Linked DNA regions of Homo sapiens: region 2 is linked to region 1. A link is a loop called in an ENCODE intact Hi-C map of the cell type or tissue named here. Cell type or tissue: endothelial cell of umbilical vein. All regions are shown on one strand. Each heading gives the region's core, and the rest is flanking DNA. Links, peaks and the distances in the headings are about the cores only.

Region 1 (9,498 bases), core at 1,499-9,498:
GTCCCTTCCTGGGTCTAGGGAGCTGCCCTGAAAAGGGGCCCACGGGGAGGGCCTTGGGGTCAGCAGGGGCAGAGAGTGACCGCCGGCCCCCCTTACACAGGGGCCACACTGCTGCTCCGAGGCCTGTGTGCCAACACCGTGCTGCGCTTTCTGGACTTAAAGGTGAGATACCTGCACTCTTGAGTGTCCGAGTGTGCCACCCAAGGGCAAGAGGAGAGGTGGAAGATGCCAGGTCTCGGGGGCCTGGGGTCTGGGCAGGTGGCTGGAAGCTGTCTGTGAGTCCCCAGGCCGCTCTCTGATGGCCTCCTGTGTGTGACCATCTCCAGAGCAAGAGTTCACATTGGCAAACAAGCCGGCCCTTGGAAGCCCCCTGAAGACAGGGAGCCCAGGAGCTGAGGAAGGCTGCAGGGTGCACCCCAGGCTTGTCCCCTGGCTGACCAAGGCCCTTGGGGCATGGGCGGGAATTCAGAGCCAGTCAGGGCACGCGAGTGACTACCGGCCTGTTTCTCTCCTAGGGCAACAACCTTCGGGCTGCAGGGGCCGAGGCTCTGGGAAAACTCCTCCAACAGAACAAGTCCATTCAGAGGTGGGTGGTGGTCCCGACCCCAGGCCCTGTCTCTGTGTGGTTGAGGATTGGCCCCGAGCACATGCTTCTGCAGCCCAAGAGTTCCCCATTGCCAGGTGCCCATGTTTCACATACGTTGGCAGGGGTAGGCAGAGGCTCCGGCCCATCAGACCCCAAGCCCACACCCGTCCCCAAGCCCTGGACCCCACGGGCTAGGCAGTCCCCTAGGTGAACACTGGCTTCTGCCCCTCCTGCAGCCTCACGCTGGAGTGGAACAGCCTGGGCACGTGGGACGATGCCTTCGCCACCTTCTGCGGGGGCCTGGCGGCCAACGGCGCCCTGCAGCGGCTGGACCTCCGCAACAACCAGATCAGTCACAAGGGCGCGGAGGAGCTGGCCCTAGCCCTGAAGGGCAACACCACCCTCCAGCAGCTGGGTGAGGCCTCCCAGGCGCCCTCAGGCTCCCTCATCCCTCTGAGGCTGCCTCTGCTCTGGGAAGTGAGGGGCTAGGGGACTGGCCTGTGCTCCTGCTCTGTTGATGACTGCAAGGCAGTGCCCCCTAGGGAAGCACCCCGGCCAGGCCAGCTCCCCCTCTGCCAGGTGCATTCTGTCTGGTGACTACAGGTTTCCTTCCAGACCTGCGCTGGAATAACGTTGGCCTCCTGGGGGGCCGGGCCCTCATGAACTGTCTCCCCAGCAACAGAACCCTGTGGAGACTGGACCTGGCTGGGAACAACATCCCTGGAGACGTCCTCAGAGCCGTGGGTACGGTGCAGGGCTGTGTGGAGTGACGCGTGAGCCTTTGACAGAGGCCTGTCCACCGAGGGCGGGGTGCCGGGCTCAGGACGGGAACTGATGAGGAGAGCAGCCTGAGAGCCCAGGGGAAGCAGGAAGGAGCGGAGGGGTCGTGGGGCACCTGTTTGGCACTTGAATGGCGTTCGCCACACATGGGCACTGTCCGAGGCGCCCTGTGTACTTGCTGAGTTCTTAGGACCTGTGCAGTGGAGGGTGCCCGTTTCACAGCTGGGGAAGCTGAGGCCGTGTGGCTCACAGTCCTGGCCTTGGTGGCTTTGCTGATGCTTCGGGTGGCCCAGGTCTTGGCCTTGGCCAGGAAGGCTCCCTGGTCACCCTGAGTCTGTGGCCCTGCATGTGAGTCAGGTGAGGTGGGGCCCCCTGGCTTGTGCTGGCCTCCACACATTCCCTCCCACCAGCGACCCCGAATCCTTGCAGCTGATGTCTCAGCCTCAGGCCCCAGTGCCCCAGACTCAGCTGGGGACTTTGCCAGGCCCCCCGTACTCCCTAATCCGCGCACAGCGGCAGCCTCTTCCAGCCCCTGTGCTGAGGGCTCATCCCTCCTGCTGGTTCTGCCTGGCCTCTGACTCCAGCTGCGCCGTCCCTGGCTTCGCCTCGGCACTGCCCTGGTTGTTGTCATCCCTCCTGACCTCTGCCCCCTCGCCACATGCTACCCAGATCTTTCCAGAACTGAGCTGGGCACAGCATTTGCCTCAGCATTGTGCAGTGCCCCTTGACCTTTGGGATGGTGGCCAGATGCCCCAGGATGGCCCTTGCCTTTTGCGGTGGAGCAGCTCCCACCACCTCTGCCCCACATGTGCACGCGCTCCCCAACACCAGGCGGCTCTTGCTCACAGCCCGAACCCCACAAAGCACTTCCACCCCCATGCACTGAGGGGGCACCCCTGACTTGCCGGGTGAGACGCTGCCCCACACGGCATAGATTCCCAAGCAGCCAGCCGCTGGGTGCAGGGCTGGTGGCCACCAGCTACTCCTGAGGCTAAGCAGCCCCGGGGTGACACAGCTCCTTTGTGTGTGTGTGTGTGTGTGTGTGTGTGTGTGTGTGACTGAGTTTCACTCAGTCACCCAGGCTGGAGTGCAGTGGCGCAATCTCGGCTCACTGCAACCTCCACCTCCCGGTTCAAGCGATTTTCCTGCCTCAGCCTCCCGAGTACCTGGGATTACAGGTGTGCGCTACCATGCCCAGCTACTTTTTTGTATTTTTAGTACAGATGGGGTTTCACCATGTTGGCCAGGCTGGTCTCGAACCCCTGACCTCAGGTGATCCACCCACCTCGACCTCCCAAAGTGCTGGGATTCCAGGCATGAGCCCCTGTGCCCAGCTGACACAGCTCCTTCTGCAGAGCAAGCCATGGGCCACAGCCAGGACCGGCTCACCACCTTCCAGGAGAACCAAGCCCGCACTCACGTCCTCAGCAAGGAGGTCCAGCACCTCCGGGAGGAGAAGTCCAAGCAGGTGAGGATGGCGCCTTCACTGACCTTGGAGCTGCTTATGGCTGGAGGGCCTGGCCACGTCCTTCCTCCCTCAGCCCCGTGGTCTGCCCATCTTCCCTTCCTCGGGGCCCTGGAGCCTCTCTGAGTGGCTGGTACCAGGAAGGAGGGGCGGCCTCCTGGTCTGATCTGCAGGTGGACTTCCTTGGGGAGCTGGCGTCTGAGCCCTGAGGCCTCGCTCTGCAGGGGCCACCCTTCCTGTGAAGGAGACAGGGCACCGTGGGTGGAACCCTCCGCTGCCTTGCCACATTGGTGGGCGCTGGCTCTCCTTCCCCCTGAGAAGGTCAGGTGGACAGGCTGCAGGTGCCCTGACAGGGCTGCGGCTGTCTCTGTCCCCAGTTCCTCGACTTGATGGAGACTATTGATAAGCAGCGAGAAGAGATGGCCAAGAGCAGCAGGTGAGCGGGCCCAGGGCAGGGGCAGGGTGAGGCTTCAGGGATCAGGTCCTGGCTCAGACTCAGATGGGACCAACCTGAGCCCACGAGTGAGGCCACGAGGAGGTCGCTGGAGGCTCAGTGCCCAGGCGACCATAGATGCTTAAGGAACAGCAGCAGCTACCGAGGCCAGAGGGGTATGGGAGCGCTCTGGGGTTTGGGTTACTCTCTGCACCCTCCTCTCTGCCCACAGGGCGTCGGCAGCCCGTGTAGGGCAGCTTCAGGAAGCCCTGAATGAGAGGCACTCCATCATCAACGCTCTCAAGGCCAAGTAAGTGGGGGGTGGCCTCAGGATACTTCAGAGACGTGCCCACAGGGCAGAGAAAGGTGGTGTGAACCTGTGTGCAAGTCCTGTTTGCAAAGCAGAGGTGGGAAATGGTGAGGCTGGGGCAGTAACCCAGAAGCCTTCCTGGAGGAGGCGGGTGCTGGCTGGGGTTGACTAGGTGCCCAGCAACAGTGAAAGCAGCGAGGCCTTTATAAGGCAAGTGAAACTCCAACCGGGGCGGGGGTGCTGCCCCTCCTTTCTGCAGGCTGCAGATGACAGAGGCCGCCCTGGCTCTGTCGGAGCAGAAGGCCCAGGACCTGGGGGAGCTCCTGGCCACAGCGGAGCAGGAGCAGCTGAGCCTGTCACAGAGGCAGGCCAAGGAGCTCAAGCTGGAGCAGCAGGTGGGTGGGCAGGGCTTGAGAGGGGTGGGCCAAGGGGTGCGTGGCGGCTTCGTGACCCTCACTACCCATACCCCGTTCCCCTCCCAGGAAGCTGCAGAGCGGGAGTCTAAACTCCTCAGAGACTTGTCTGCTGCCAATGAAAAGAACCTGCTTCTGCAAAACCAGGTAGCTGTGGTGGATGGAGCCAGGGAGCCCAGGGTGGGCGCGGCAGGGCTGGGCTGCAGCTTCCCTCCCTGGTGCCGGCTTTCAGGTAGACGAGTTGGAGCGGAAGTTCAGGTGTCAGCAGGAGCAGCTGTTCCAGACCAGGCAGGAGATGACCAGCATGTCAGCTGAGCTGAAGATGCGGGCCATCCAGGCCGAGGGTGGGCACGGGCAGGCCTGCTGTGGAGGGGCCTGGGGATGGGCACCGGGGGACGGGGGCCCCCAGGGGATGCTCACGCATACTCTGCCCACCCTGGGCTTCCAGAGCGCCTGGACATGGAGAAGAGAAGATGCAGACAGAGCCTGGAGGACTCCGAAAGCCTGCGCATCAAGGAGGTGCCCTCTTCGTTGGCCTCTAATGCGCCTCAGTCTCTGGTCTTGGTGTCACGCAGGTGTCCCCAAAGCACACACCTGGTGGGAGCTTCCCTTGCCAACCTTGGGTCACTGGGTGGCCGTATTTTGCCAGCCTGAGCGGATGTCAGACCCAGAACCTCCTATTGGGGGCGGCGGGGGGACCCCGGCAATGTCTGAGCCGTAGTACAGGCTGCCGTTGAAGAGACACCAAGGCCCACTCGTTCAGGGTGTGCATGCTGCGGTAGTTTCCTGCTAGGCCATCTGAGGCAGTGCTTTCTCAGAATGAACAAGGTTCTCAAGAGACACCTGCCTTTCAGGGTGGGGAGTCCGTGAGGAGAAGGTAGGGAGGCCCGCTCTCCACTCTGGCCCCACAATCCCTGCCCCTGAGCAGGTGGAGCATATGACCCGTCACCTGGAGGAGAGTGAGAAGGCCATGCAGGAGCGGGTGCAGAGGCTGGAGGCGGCGCGGCTGTCCCTGGAGGAGGTGAGTGCCCACCAGGCAGGGCCAAGCTCTGCCTTAGTCCTGGGCTGAACAAGGCAGGGGCCCCTGGTGTTCGCCGCCTCAGGACCAGAGACCTCTTCCTGTTCCCAGAGGCTCATAGGCCCCACCTTGGGGACCCACCCACCAGTGTGCCCAAGAAGCTAAAGGGACTTAGGTGGCATTCGGACTTCCTTGGCCTTAGGAACCTTGCCCAGCGAGCTAGGTGGCAGAGCAGCTGCGTGGCCCTCAGGAGGCTGGCAGAGAGGAGCCCCCCTGGCTGGGGTTGGCTGGATGGGCCAGAGAGAGAAGGGCCCTGGGCCAGGGACAGGAGAACGGGCTGGCAGGTGGCCATCTGTGCAGGAGCTGAGCCGAGTGAAAGCAGCGGCACTCAGCGAGCGTGGCCAGGCTGAGGAGGAGCTGATCAAGGCCAAGAGCCAGGCCCGCCTGGAGGAGGTGAGCCACACATGTCCGCCACCCTCCGGGGGAGCCAGGCTGCCCGGCATTGCGGCCCGCATGCAGACTCCAGAGCTTCGGTCTGAGTGGGGAGGCGGGAGTGTGGTGTTGAGGTCAGATGAGCACACCCTGGACACTGGTGGGTCCGCTTCAGCCTTGGATCAGGGCCTGAGACGGTGGAGAGGTTTGGCCCATCTCTGCAGCCTGTGACTACACGCATGGATGGATGGGAGGGGTGGTGTGACCGAAGAGGGAGGAGGAGAGCCCAGAGGGCATCTGGAGGAGGTGGCTGCCAGGGGAGCGGGTTCAGAGTCATAGTAACTAGAGCAGCCAGTCCTGCAGAGAGGTGGGGTCGTGCCCGTGCAGACATTCCCTCAGCTGAGCTCAGGCTGAGCCCCTCATGCTTCGTGGCGGCCCCTGTGCTCACAGCAACAGCGCCTGGCTCACCTGGAGGACAAGCTGAGACTGCTGGCGCAGGCACGGGACGAGGCGCAGGGCGCTTGCCTACAGCAGAAGCAGGTGGTGGCCGAGGCCCAGACCCGGGTCAGCCAGCTGGGCCTGCAAGTTGAGGGCCTGCGGCGGCGCCTGGAAGAGCTGCAGCAGGTAGGCGGGGCTCCGGTGGGGGGCCCCGGGCGTGCTAGCCCCCAACCCTCGCCTCACTCCCCAGCCTTCGTGCCTGGCAGGAGCTGAGCCTCAAGGACCAGGAAAGGGTGGCCGAGGTGAGCAGGGTGCGCGTGGAGCTGCAGGAGCAGAACGGCCGGCTGCAGGCGGAGCTGGCGGCTCAGGAGGCGCTGAGGGAGAAGGCGGCGGCCCTGGAGCGCCAGCTGAAAGGTGAGCCAGACCCTTGTCCTCCCGCCGCCCACTGGTGGGACGTGAGGCCAGCCAGAGAGCGGGGCTGGCCAGGTCTCCCGTGCTGAGGCCGTGCCACGGTGCGCTGGGGCTGCGTCCGCTCACTGCGCTCCTTGCCCTGCAGTGATGGCGAGCGACCACCGAGAGGCGCTGCTGGACAGGGAGAGCGAGAACGCGTCTCTCCGGGAGAAGCTGCGGCTCCGGGAGGCGGAGATCGCCCGCATCCGGGACGAGGAGGCCCAGAGGGCGAGCTTCCTGCAGAACGCCGTCCTGGCTTACGTGCAGGCGTCCCCCGTGAGGACCCTGAGCCCCCCAAAGTGAGACAGGCCGGGAGGACCCGGGCGCAGTAGGAGTGCATCAGGCGGCGCCCGAGATGGACCAGGGGCTGCGTCCCGCCCGCGCCGCCTCTTTGAGACCCGGGTCGTCTGTTCCACGCGGCGGTTGCGGCGACTGTTGGTGGTGTCGCGGCTGCGGGGGAACCCCGTGGGAGGCGCCTGGGAAGGGCTCCCTACCGGCCCCTTCTTCCCGGTCGACGCCACGTGGGAGCACACCGGGAAGGGGTCCCGCGGGCGCGTCTCCCCCTCGCCTTTTGCGATGTCACCGTGAACGCTGCGGCCGCCTGCGCGCGGCGGGGTTTGGAAATACAGCGCGTTTGCACTTTGTGATACATTCTGGCCCCGCCTCTCCCTCCAAACGCGCGACCGTCCGTGCCTCTCCAAACGCGCGGCCCTCTGCCCCCAGCCCTGCAGGGAGGGCCTGCCGGGGTGCGGCTGTTCGCCCCTCCTCGCCGCTGCCTTGAAGGGACGGGAGGGCCGCGGGGGCTGTCCGTCTGGGGGTTCGGGCGGCTGCAGACCCCGGAGTTCCCAGCTGGCTCCCGGCGGCAGGGGGCGGGTCCCCGAGAAAGCGCAGCGCGCGGAGCCCTCCCCGCCGGGTCCAGGTCGCTGGGCTCTCTCCGGCCTGCGCTGCGCCCCGAGGGACCCGTAGGAGACCCCCGGGCCGGGGTCGCGCTGGAGGCGGGGGCGCCGCAGCTCGCGCAGCTCTGCCCGGGTTCGGGCGGCCCCGCCCCGCCAGCCGCGCGGCCGGGCGCCCCCCGCCCGCCCCCGCCCCCGCCCCCCGCCCCCCGCCGGCCGCGCTCGGCTGTCTCCGCGCCCGGCGCTCGGCGGCGCTCGGCTGTCTCCGGCCGATCGCTCGGCGCTCGGGTCCGCGGCCGCTGCGGCGCCGGGCATTTCTCCGCAGCTCGGCTCGCGGCCGCGCCCGCCGCCGCCCGGCCCGCGCCCATGCAGGCCATCAAGTGCGTGGTGGTCGGCGACGGGTGAGTGCGCGGCCCGGAGGCCGCTTGGCTGGGCTGGGCGGGAGGGGGGCTCGGGGGCTCGGGGCGCAGCCGGGGCGGGGCGGGGGTGGCGCCCGGGTCCTCGCGAGGCGGCCCCGCCGTACCCCGCCCGAGCCGCGTGCGCCCCGGGGTCGAGGAGGGCGGGGTGGGGCGGGGCGGGGTCCGCGGGCCTCCAGCTCGGGCCCACCTGATGCTGCCCGGCTCCCGCTTGGGCTGGCTGCGGGCGAGGCGGGGCCGCCGCCCTGTCCTCCCAGTGGGTGGGGCCAGGCCTCTCACCTGGGCTGAACCCTCAGCCGGCCCCACCCTCTCCTGCCGCCACCCTCGGAGTCGGGGCCTCTGCCTGGGGCCCCAGTGTGGGGCGCCCTGCGCCCTTATTCACCACCCCAGCCCCCGGAGCCCGGCCTGCCCAGGTCGTCCTCCAGCCTTAGGTCGCCACGGATCTGGTGGGCTGGGTCCCCCTCTCGACCCCAGACGCCCCTAACTCGCCTCTGGCTCCGGGAGAGGGGGCTGCCCTTGCTGGGCAGAGGGTCCGAGGCCGGGCCCGGGAGCCACGTGGCTTGCCCTGTCCGCAGCGCCGTGGGGAAGACATGCTTGCTGATCAGCTACACGACCAACGCCTTCCCCGGAGAGTACATCCCCACCGTGTGAGTGTGGGGGCTTCCCGGGAGAGCACAGGCCCTCCGTGTGAGTGTGGCATGGGGGGGACACGGGCAGGGTCTCCTCTGGGCTTCCACGTCGGCTCAGGTGGCCCTGTCTCTGGGCTTCCCGGCTGGAGCTGAGGTGCTGGCCAGAGTTCTAGTTCTGTGCAGACTTGTGAACCCCAAGACACAGGCCAGCAGGGCTGGGGGTTTCTGGGACCCCTCCCAAGCCCTGACCCTGCCCTCACTGCTCTGCAGTTTTGACAACTACTCTGCCAACGTGATGGTGGACGGGAAACCAGTCAACTTGGGGCTGTGGGACACAGCGGGTCAGGAGGACTACGATCGGCTGCGGCCACTCTCCTACCCCCAAACTGTACGTAACAATGGGGCCAGCCCCGGGAGCTGGGGGGGTCCCTGAGATCCGCACAAGGGAGGGAGCAGGGCCCTGGGGAGCCCCTGACCACTCCACCAGGTCCCACCTTTTTCCCAAGGACGTCTTTCTGATCTGCTTCTCTCTGGTGAGCCCGGCCTCCTTCGAGAATGTTCGTGCCAAGGTAGGGCAAGGCTGGGGGCCCCTGTGGGGAGAGGGCTTGCCCCAGTACCTGCCCCGACAAGTTGTCCTTTAGAGGCAATTGCGATACGGGTTCTGCCTGGGGTAGGCACACGGAGTGGGGTCTGAAGATGACCATGGGGGCTGATGGGGTGCCGTGGTGGTGGTCACAGCTCTCAGAATGGAGGGTTCTGAGGGCTCTGGCTGCTGGGGATGGGCCTTGACTAGGAGGCCCTGGGAGGTCTCCAGGTTCCCTGGCTGCGTGTTTGTTCCTGGTATCTCCCCACCAAATCCGCCCCTGGTCACCCCTTGAAGGAAGAAGAGCCAAGTGTAGCTCTGGAACAGTGGGGAAAGTCCCTGAGGGCCGTGACTTGCTCAGGTGGGGCTGGGGTAGCCGACTCCGGGCCTAGGGATCAGAGCGTCTGTCCCTGCAGTGGTACCCGGAGGTGCGGCACCACTGCCCCCACACGCCCATCCTCCTGGTGGGCACCAAGCTGGACCTCCGCGACGACAAGGACACCATTGAGCGGCTGCGGGACAAGAAGCTGGCACCCATCACCTACCCACAGGGCCTGGCCATGGCCCGGGAGATTGGTGGGTAGGCGCTGGCGGCCTGCAGGGGAGGGGTGGGGAGGCGCAGTAAGGGCCTCCCTGTACCCCACCCTCACTG
Region 2 (9,442 bases), core at 1-8,000, 190 kb after region 1:
GTGCACCCCCAGCCTCATCAGACTTGTCACTCTATTAGAACAGGATGTAGGGCCTGGACTGTTGGCTCCCTGCTACCCCCACCCACAGGACAGTGCTGGGGTTGACCCGACTTTGGCTGCACATTTGACTGGCCCCTGGATCAGCTCTAGGACTAGATGTACCCAAAAGGATGCCCACATCCTTGCCTCAGCTCCTGCCTCTGCCCACCCAGAGAGCTGCCTTGCCCCCATGTCCACGATGCAGCCACCAGGCCTGGGTAAGCGTGGGTGTCCGAGACGGGCTGGGACACCCAGAAGAGGAGCCAGGACTTGCTTGGTCTGTATCCCGGCTCTGCATGCCTCAGTGTCCCTGCCTGTAAAGTGGGATCTATGGGAACCCATGTGTGGGCCGGGCACAGTGCTCACACCTGTGAACCCAGCACCTTGGGAGGCCAAAGGGAGGATCCTTTGAGCTCGGGAGACAGGGTCTCGCTCTGTTGCCCAGGCTGTAGTTCAGCGGCGTGATCTCAGCTCACTGCAGCCTCCGCCTCCCAGGTTCAAGCGATTCTCCTGCCTCAGCTTCCTGAGTAACTGGGATTACAGGCACTTGCCACCATGCCCAGCTAATTTTGTATTTTTAGTAGAGATGGGGTTTTGCCATGTTGGCCAGGCTGGTCTCAAACTCCTGACCTCAAGTGATCTGCCTGCCTCGGCCTCCCAAAGTGCTGTGATTACAGGTGTGAGTCATCATGCCTGGCCAAAAAAAATTTTTTTAAATTAACCGGGTGTGATGGCACATGCCTGTGGTCCCAGCTACCTGAGGCCAAGGTGGGAAGATCACTTGAACACAGCACTTCGAGGCCACAGTGAACTATGATCGCGCCACTGCACTCCAGCCTGGGTGACAGAGCAAGACCCTGTCTCCAAAAAAAACCCTCTAAACCTATGTGTTATGGATAGGGCCTCTAAGAAGGTAATTAAAGTTACGTGAGTCCTAAGGGTGGGACCCTGAACTGTTGTCCTTAAAAGAAGAGGAAGAGACACCAGGAGTGAGCACACAGAGGAGAGGCCACATGAGGACGCAGGGAGAGGGTGCCGTCTGCAAGCCATGGAGAGGCCTCAGGAGGAACCCACCCTGCCGGCAGCCTGATCCCTGACATCCAGACTCCGGAAGTGAGAAAATAAATGTCGTTTAAGCCGCCCAGGCTGTGGTGTTGAGTTATGCGGCCCTAGCAGGTCATTTGTCACGTCATGGGTATCTGGACCTGGAATCGTGTGCTGGCCCAAGTCAGCAGCATGGCACCCATGGTCACCCCTTCAGCTGAGCCACATGCCCGGGTGCCCCAGGGACAGAGCAGGGTGTGCCACGGGCACTGCCTGGTTCCTGAAGCTGTGGGGCAGGCCGGTCTGGCCCTCACAGCCTGTGCTCTGATTCGAGGGCCGTTCCGTTGGGTTGAGCTCCACGGTCCCAGAGCGCCCGCCGTCAGCTCAGGCCCGAGGCTACACCTACTGAATCCCCCCAGCACTGCAGCACCCCTCCCCTTCCTTCCCTGCCCCCCACACTGCAGCACCCCTCCCCCTCCTTCCCTGCCCCCCCCACACTGCAGAACCCCTCCCCCTCCTTCCCTGCCCAGCTCCCCAGCTGGGCTCCACCTGGGCACCCTCAGTGCGGGTGGCCGGGAGTTGGCTGAGGGAGACCACATTCCCTTCACTCCTGGCCTCCAGCACCCAGCAGGACTCACAGGTGGAAGGCAGACAGGGTGTGAGCCAGGGCCTGGGCCGCCAAAACAAAGAACCCCAAACTGGTCCTTTCTTCTTTCCCAGTTCAGGAAAGCTGAGGATGTCGGCCGGGCCATGGCCCCTCCAAAAGCCCTATGGGAGAATCCTTCCCACCTTGGCCTCAGGTAGCTGGGACCACAGGCACCTAACCCTTCCAGCCTCGGCACCCTTGGCTGCAGCCACATCGCCCCCTCCCGCCCCTATATCCACCATCATGCGGCTTCTCCTGTGTGTCTGTCTCCATGTGCTGCCCTTCTTAGGACGCCATCACGTTGGAGCAGGACCACCCAGCCAATTACGTCGGCGATGACCCTATTCCCAAGCCGCATTCTAATGGACCAGCGGCTACGACTGGATCCTATTTCTTTGGGGACCACCATTCAGCCCTGGACCTGTGTGGGGCTGACAGCCCCCAGTGCTGGCTCCCCCAGGCCGTCCTGCAACCACCCTCATCATGCCACGACAGTGGAGGCCGAGGGCCCTTCCTGGTGCCCCGGTGAGTGACACGGCCAGGACCTGACCCTCCCATGCCTCTGTGGCAGAGCAAGGTGGGTGGGGAACTGGCTGTCCTGCTCCCAGCTGCGTTCCTGGCACCTATGCCCCACCCACCCAGACACACATCTGGGTGTCAGGCAGCCGCATGTCACTGAGTGGGGTAAACAAGGGAGGGTGAGAGGAAGGTCAGAAGGCCATGGCTGAGGGCGTAAGTGTGGGCTGAGGCTCTTGCTTCCCAGAACACAGACTGACCTTGGTGGCAGACCTCACCATGGGAGCCCCCAAAAGCTGCTTGCTTGAGGCCTCCAGGCCTCTTGCAGGGCCCTAAAAGCACAGGGATCCAGGACAAGAGGTGCGGGGGCCCCCGCCTGGGCACCAGCCTGCATGGGCCAGAGCAAGCCACTTCCTCTCAGGTTTGGGGAATGCCCACGTCAGACTTGCAGAGGCAACTTCTCCATCTGTCTGGCTCACAGGCCCTGTGGCAGGAGAGGAGCCAAGAAATGAAAGGGCCCGGTGGGTGTGGGCGGGCCCTGCTCCGATCTGGATCTGGCCAGTGCCTGTGGCACGCCCTGCTCTGTCCCTGGGGCACCCGGGCGTGTGGCTCAGCTGAAAGGGTGACCATGGGCACCATTTGCCTGGCTCCCAGGTCCTGAGGCCAGAGAGGAGCCAAGAAATGAAAGGGCCTGGTGGGTGTGAGTGGGCCTCAGTGTCTGGCTGCTCCAGGAGGAGGGGGGTGGGCACTGACTCCTGCCTGAGGGCTGGAGGCAGGGAGGCTCCTCTGGACAGGAAGACCCTCCAGGAACAGACCAGCAAGACTGGCACTGTCCAGATGGGACCAGGAGCCGGACAGCGGCGTCAGACATGCCCCACAGCGGCCGTGACCACAGCCACTTCCTGGAGGTCAAGACCTGGAGGCAGGGCCAGTGCTGCCAGGGATCCTGGTGTGGACACGGGCAGGACCAGGGGATGCTCCCTCGAGGCTGGTGTGGAACAGGCCGTGCTGCCCAGTGGGTGGGCACCCAAGGGGGCTCCAAGCCAGGCTGTCCTCCCAAGGCCGGCTTCGTCCAGAAGGAGAGGAGCCAAGGTGCCCCGGCATCCACCTTCCTCGGCTGCCTTGTCCACTGCAGGGACAGCAGCCTGTGAGCAGGAGGTGCTTTGAGGGAGCTGGGGGGACCCTGGGGGACACACGGCATTTCCACACTGTAACCACGTCACGTAGAGACCACAAAGTCCTCCTGTCTTGGGGTAAAAGTGAGGAAACTGAGGCTGGGGAAGCTAAGGGGCTCACGTGGCCTCTGGAAGGGACGGGGCTGGACCCCGGCCGCCGACAGTGTGAAAACAGCGGTTCCTGAGCCAGTGTTGCGGCAAGGGGCAAGGGACAGGCACTGTCAGAAGCCCCATGCCCCTCCCCAACCCCCCAGGAAGTTCCACTGAGTTCTCAGTGCTGAGTCACTGGCTGCGGGGCCTGCGGTCCTGGCCGGACAGGAAGGTTGGGCAAGGCCTTGCCCTCCCCCTCAGGCGAGAGGCACAGATCCTGCCACACAGCCCGGCCCCACTCCCCAGGCCCCCGGCCCCATAGGCCTCTAGCCACAGCCTGGCTGCTGTCCTCATGTCCTTGGCTCTGGCCTGGTGAAGGCCAAGGGCACTTCAGAACCTCCCTGTGCCTCCATGTGCCAGGTTGGGGCTGGGCACGAGGCCACAGCAGGGGCTGGCAGGTGGTGACCTCTGCTCCTCGACCTGGGATGCTCCAGGTTGAGACGTAGGGTAGCTGCAGTCCCAGCAATGACAAGCTCTGGGTAACCCTGGTGAGTGGACGGCCAAGGCGAGCCCAGCCTCAGTCACTGGGGGGTGGACGGCCAAGGGGAGCCCAGCCTCGGTCACTGGGGGGGTGGACGGCCAAGGGGAGCCCAGCCTCGGTCACTGCGGGGTGGACGGCCAAGGGGAGCCCAGCCTCGGTCACTGGGGGGGTGGACGGCCAAGGGGAGCCCAGCCTCGGTCACTGGGGGGGTGGACGGCCAAGGGGAGCCCAGCCTCGGTCACTGCGGGGTGGACGGCCAAGGGGAGCCCAGCCTCGGTCACTGCGGGGTGGACGGCCAAGGCGAGCCCAGGAGGTCACTGGAGGAGGAGAAATGCAGGAAGAAGGCAGCTGTCAATAGCGCAGGGGTGCACAGAGCCCTGAAGGAGCCATGTGTAAGGTGCCGAGGGTGTGTGCAGGTGGAGCTTGGTCAGGGAGGCCGCACCAGGACCACCAAAGCAGGTGATACCTGAATGATGTTCTAGGCCAAGGAAGAGAGGACAGAGGCCCGGCCAGGGCTAGAGCATAAACCAGGCTGGTGCTGACCACGGCAGAAGGGCAGAAGGTACCCTCCGGCTGTGCGTGGAGAACGGGCAGCAGGGACGAGGGCCTGGGGCCAGGCTGGTGGCACTGGCTGTTCCCGAAGCCCGTCACTCACCTGCATCTGTTCCATCCAGGCGCTGGGGTGGGCAGGACACCAGGATGCCAATGGCTCACTGAGCCGCCGGGGGCACCGCTAGGGCTTGGGGACCACGGGACTTGCCACTGGACATGGGGGTTGAGGATAAGGGAGAGAAAGGCTGAGGCAGCCCCGTGTGAGCCCAGCAGGACTGAGGGTCTCGGAGGGTCTGGGCTCTAGGACGTTTCGGGGTTACCGTGAGAGGAAGCTCCTAAGGACCGTGAGAGTGGATGGGGCCACCCCAGGCAGGTGTGGGCAGGGAGGAGAGGAGCAGGGATGGGGCCCATACATTGGGCTCAGGAGATGCAGGGAAGCCCCCAAGCTGCAGAAGAGGAGGACACCCGGGACCAGGCAGGGCCTGGAGGCCGGGGCAGCGATGGAGCCCTGCTGGGCCTGCAGGTCTGAGGCACTTGGGGGTTGGCCTGGAGGCCTAGGGAGGGGGTGTGGGGCAGCAGCACACTTTGCTGGTGCCACCTGGGAAGGTGCCCACCCATCTCCAAGGGGCGGGGGAGGAGCTAGTCTGTGCGGTGAGGGTGACACTGTCCCAGTCACCCTCCCCTAGACAGCAGGGAAGGTCCGGTCACCCCCAGGCACTTGCAGGCCGTGGGGGCTCCCCAGGAGCCAGTGGCCGCCCGTAGGGTCTCGCAGGCCAGAGGCCTCGCTCCCTGGGCCTGCTGTGTCTCTGGAGGCCCCAGCTGGCAGGGGGACCAATGGGGCCCTTCCCCACCGCCTCCCAGGTGCCGGTGGCCGCCCCTGAGCAGGGGGTTCTGGGGCCCCTGCCTGGACTGCTCCCCCACTGCTTGGCCCCGCCTCTCAGTCTCGGACTTGGGGAGGAGCAGCCAGGCCAAAGGGTGCAAAGAGGGGGCTGGGGGGCTGCACTGAAAGGCGGGGGGTCTGCGCTGAGAAGGGTGGCTACAGGCGAGCATGGGCTGCGCTGTTCCCACCCAGCCTTGAGTTCCAGTCTTGACTCCTCTCCTTCCACACTCCAGTCCTGCCTCCATGGCAGACCCAGGGCCGACGTGGGCTCCAAGGAGGGCAGAGGAAACCCTGACCCCCCAGCCCCCAGCTCAAGAGGAGGCAGGGGTGGGACACAGGGCAGGTGGAGCAGAGAAAGGCGAAAAAACGCACTCCAGGATGCTGGACGCTCAGGGCCGGGGGGGCCCTTTCACAGCAGGTTGGGGGGGCTCTCAGGGCCACACTTTGCCCAGCCTCCAAAGGGCTGAGCCAAGAGGAGAGGGCAGTGTCCCCACCCATCCAGCCACCTGCCACCCCGATCCTGGGACAGAGTTGTCTCTGTTGGCCCAGTGTGGCCTGGACACCCTAGGCTGGGCTCCACGGCCACCCCAAAACCTTCTTGCCAAGGAAGGCTGTTCCTCCCCCAGTGCCCAGGAGAGCTGCCTCCTGCTCCATGTCTACCACTGAGGCCTCCAGCTGATGACCTCCTGGCCTGCTGAGGCTTGAATGTTGGGGCCAAGGGGCTGGGGTAGGGCTCCACTCCACCCCAGGAGTGGGAAGGGGAGACCCAGGGCAACCTCTGGCCTCACAGGCAGCCCCTGCCTGGCACACCCACTCCAGCTTAAACATGGAAGCAGGCTGATCACACTGATTTTTGTCCTTAGGAAAGTAATAGATTCCGGCCAGGCATGGTGGCTTATGCCTGCAATCCCAGCACTTTGGGAGGTGGAGGTGGGAGAATCACCTGAGCTCAGGAGTTCAAGACCAGCCTGGCCAATACAGTGAGATCCTGTCTCTATCTAAAAAAAATTTTTTTTAAGTAAATAAAAAAAGAAAGTAAAGATCTCTTCCACAAAAGTGCTGGGGCAACTGGATATCCACATGCAAAGAATAATGCTGGATCCCTATCTCACACCGTTTATAAGTATCAATGCAAAATAGATCAACAAACAAAACATAAGAGCTAATATCACAAAACTCTCAGAAGAAAGCATAATTAATTAATTAATTTAATTTATTTATTTAGTTTTAGACAGAGTCTCACTCTGTCACCCACCCAGGCTGGCATGCAGTGGCGCAATCCCAGCTCACGGCACCCTTTGCCTCCTGGGTTCAAGCAATTCTCGTGCCTCAGCTTCCCGAGTAGCTGGGATTACAAGCATGCACCACCACACCGGGCTAATTTTTGTATTTTTAGTAGAGACAGGTTTCTACTGGCCAGGCTGGTCTCAAACTCCTGGCCTCAAGTGATCTGCCCACCTCAACCTCCCAAAGTGCTGGGATTACAGGTGTGAGCCACTGTGCCTGGCCCAGATTTTTGATATGATACCAAAAACACAAGCAACATAAGAAACAAAGATACAATTTTGTGCATCAAAGGAGAGTGAAGGCAGCCCACAGAATGGGGGAAAATACAGACCATATATCTGTTAAGAGTTTAATACCCAGAACATGTAAAACTCAACAAAGGGCCGGGCACGGCAGCTCACACCTGTAATCCCAGCATTTTGGGAGGCTGAGGCAGGCGAGTCACTTCAGCTCAGGAGTTCAAAGACCAGCCTGGGCAACATGGTGAAACCCTGTCTGTACAAAAACATACAAAAACATTAGCTGGGTGTGGTGGTGGTGCTTGCCTATCGTCCCAGCTACTTGGGAGGCTGAGGCGGGGAAGACTCGTGTGAACCCGGGAGGTGAAGGCTGCAGTGAGCTGAGAACGCACCACTGCACTCCAGCCTGGGCAACAGAGTAAGACCCTGTTCCAAACATAAAAGAGAATGAAACTAAACAACAACAACAAAAAAGACAACCCAATACCAAAGAAGATACAGAATGGCCAACAGGCACATGAAAAGATACTCAACATCATTAGTCATTAGAGAAACGCAAATCCAATCCATCATGAGATACTACTTCACACCCACGAGCACGGCTTTAATGAAAAACAAACAGGGCTGGTGTGGCAGCACGGGCCTGGAGTCTCAGCCAGGCAGGAGGCGGAGGCAGGAGGATCACTTGAGCCCAGGAGTTCCTGCCTGGGCAACATAAGAAGACCCTGGTCTCTGAAAAACAAACACCTCCCAGAAAACCTCCACATAAAATAACAGGCGCTGGTGCGGATGTGGAGAAACTGGAACCCTTGAACACCCTGCTGAGAATGGAGATGGCCAAAGCCTCCGTGGAAAGCAGTGTGGTGGCTCTTCATGGACAGGAGCGTCGCCCTGGGACCCCCAACTCCGCTCCCACGTTCGTGGACAGGAGCCTCGCCCTGGGACCCCCAACTCCGCTCCCACGTTCGTGGAGAGGAGCGTCGCCCTGGGACCCCCAACTCCGCTCCCACGTTCGTGGAGAGGAGCGTCGCCCTGGGACCCCCAACTCCGCTCCCACGTTCGTGGAGACGAGCGTCGCCCTGGGACCCCCAACTCCGCTCCCACGTTCGTGGAGAGGAGCGTCGCCCTGGGACCCCCAACTCCGCTCCCACGTTCGTGGAGACGAGTGTCGCCCTGGGACCCAGCAACTCCGCTCCTACATTCACACCAAAGAGAAACGAAGACATCTGTTCACACAAATACTGGCCCAGGAATGTCCGTGGCACCACTGTTCACAACAGCCAAAAGGTGGAGATGACCCAAATGTCCATCAACAGATGAGTGAAGAAACGAAACGTGGTCCATCCACATGAGGAAACATCATTCAGCCGTAAAAAGGTATGAAGAGGCCGGGTGTGGTGGCTCATGCCTGTCATCCCAGCACTTTGGGAGGTCGAGGCAGGCGCCTCACCTGAGGTCAGGAGTTCGAGACCAGCGTGACCAACATGGTGAAACCCTGTCGCTACTAAAAATACAAAAATTAGCTGGGCGTGATGGTGCACGCCTGTAATCCAGCTACTCGGGAGGCTGAGGCAGGAGAATCACTCGAACCAGGGAGGCGGAGGTTGCAATGAGCCGAGATCAAGCTACCGCACTCCAGCCTGGGGGACAAGAGCGAGACTCCGTCTCAAAAAAAAAAAAAAAAAAAGGAATGAAGCACTGATAGACCCTCTCCCATGGACGAACATGGAAGGAAGACATGATGCTCAGTAAACACGCTGGTCACAAAGGCCACACCCTGCAGGGCTCCATTCACATGAAACATCCAGGACAGGCCAGTCCACAGACACAGACAGCAGATGGGTGGATACCGGGGAAGGGGGGGTGCTGTGGGAAGGAGGATGGGGAGCAATTACTTAATGAGTGCACGGTGTTTTTAAGGGGTGATGAAAGAGTTTTGAAACTAGACAGCTGGTGGTGGACAACAACGTGAGCACGTCCAGTGCTGCTGAGCTGCCCTCTACCGTAACCGTGTGCTACAAGAGCTCTACCTTAATTAATTAATTATTATTATTATTATTTCTGAGACGGAGTTTCGCTCTTTGTTACCCAGGCTGGAGTATAGTGTCGCGATCTCGGCTCACTGCAACCTCCGCCTCCCAGGTTCAAGCAATTTTCCTGCCTCAGTCTCCCAAGTAGTTGGGATTACCGGCATGTGCCATGACGCCTGGCTAATTTTTGTATTTTTGGTAGAGATTGGCCAGGCTGGTCACCCTATTGGCCAGGCTGGTCTTGAATTCCTGACCTCAGGTGATCTGCCCACACTGGCCTCTCAAAGTGCTGGGATTATAGGCGTGAGCCACTGCGCCTGGACTATTTATTTATTTACTTATTTATTTTTTCTTTTTGAGACAGAGTCTTGGTCTGTCACCCAGGCTGGAGTGCAGTGGTATG

What was found. A loop is a pair of places that touch in the nucleus more often than their neighbours do. Peaks named below come from ENCODE experiments on the same cell type or tissue, not always from the same donor. Only the 100,000 strongest peaks of a DNase experiment are listed, where the experiment ranks them.
Region 2: it touches region 1 in a loop (2.5-fold over the local background); 5 of 110 quality-filtered maps call a loop at or near these places.

The regions. Positions count from the first base shown.
Region 1 is chr17:82,024,178-82,033,675 of GRCh38, forward strand. LRRC45 (leucine rich repeat containing 45) reads left to right here. Exons shown (of 17, transcript NM_144999.4): 2 at 101-162; 3 at 516-586; 4 at 823-1,001; 5 at 1,202-1,330; 6 at 2,722-2,834; 7 at 3,209-3,267; 8 at 3,497-3,574; 9 at 3,834-3,969; 10 at 4,057-4,134; 11 at 4,220-4,331; 12 at 4,436-4,506; 13 at 4,916-5,008; 14 at 5,366-5,458; 15 at 5,888-6,061; 2 more. The coding sequence ends at 6,628. RAC3 (Rac family small GTPase 3) reads left to right here and starts at 7,501. Exons shown (of 6, transcript NM_005052.3): 1 at 7,501-7,619; 2 at 8,210-8,281; 3 at 8,534-8,651; 4 at 8,770-8,832; 5 at 9,263-9,422. The coding sequence starts at 7,585. RefSeq lists enhancers at 1-101, 5,596-6,119 and silencers at 6,717-7,006, 7,027-7,136, 7,497-7,576, 7,777-7,936. In endothelial cell of umbilical vein, for the core only: a CTCF peak has its summit at 6,449; DNase peaks (open chromatin) are centred at 6,494 and 6,964; H3K4me3 peaks cover 1,877 bases.
Region 2 is chr17:82,214,127-82,223,568 of GRCh38, forward strand. It overlaps a transcript of SLC16A3 not described here. Among named protein-coding and RNA genes, the nearest start is that of CCDC57, 6.0 kb to the left of the region's middle. RefSeq lists enhancers at 1-69, 987-1,281, 2,343-2,622. In endothelial cell of umbilical vein, for the core only: no CTCF peak of the experiment used is centred there; a DNase peak (open chromatin) is centred at 3,715; H3K27ac peaks cover 2,276 bases.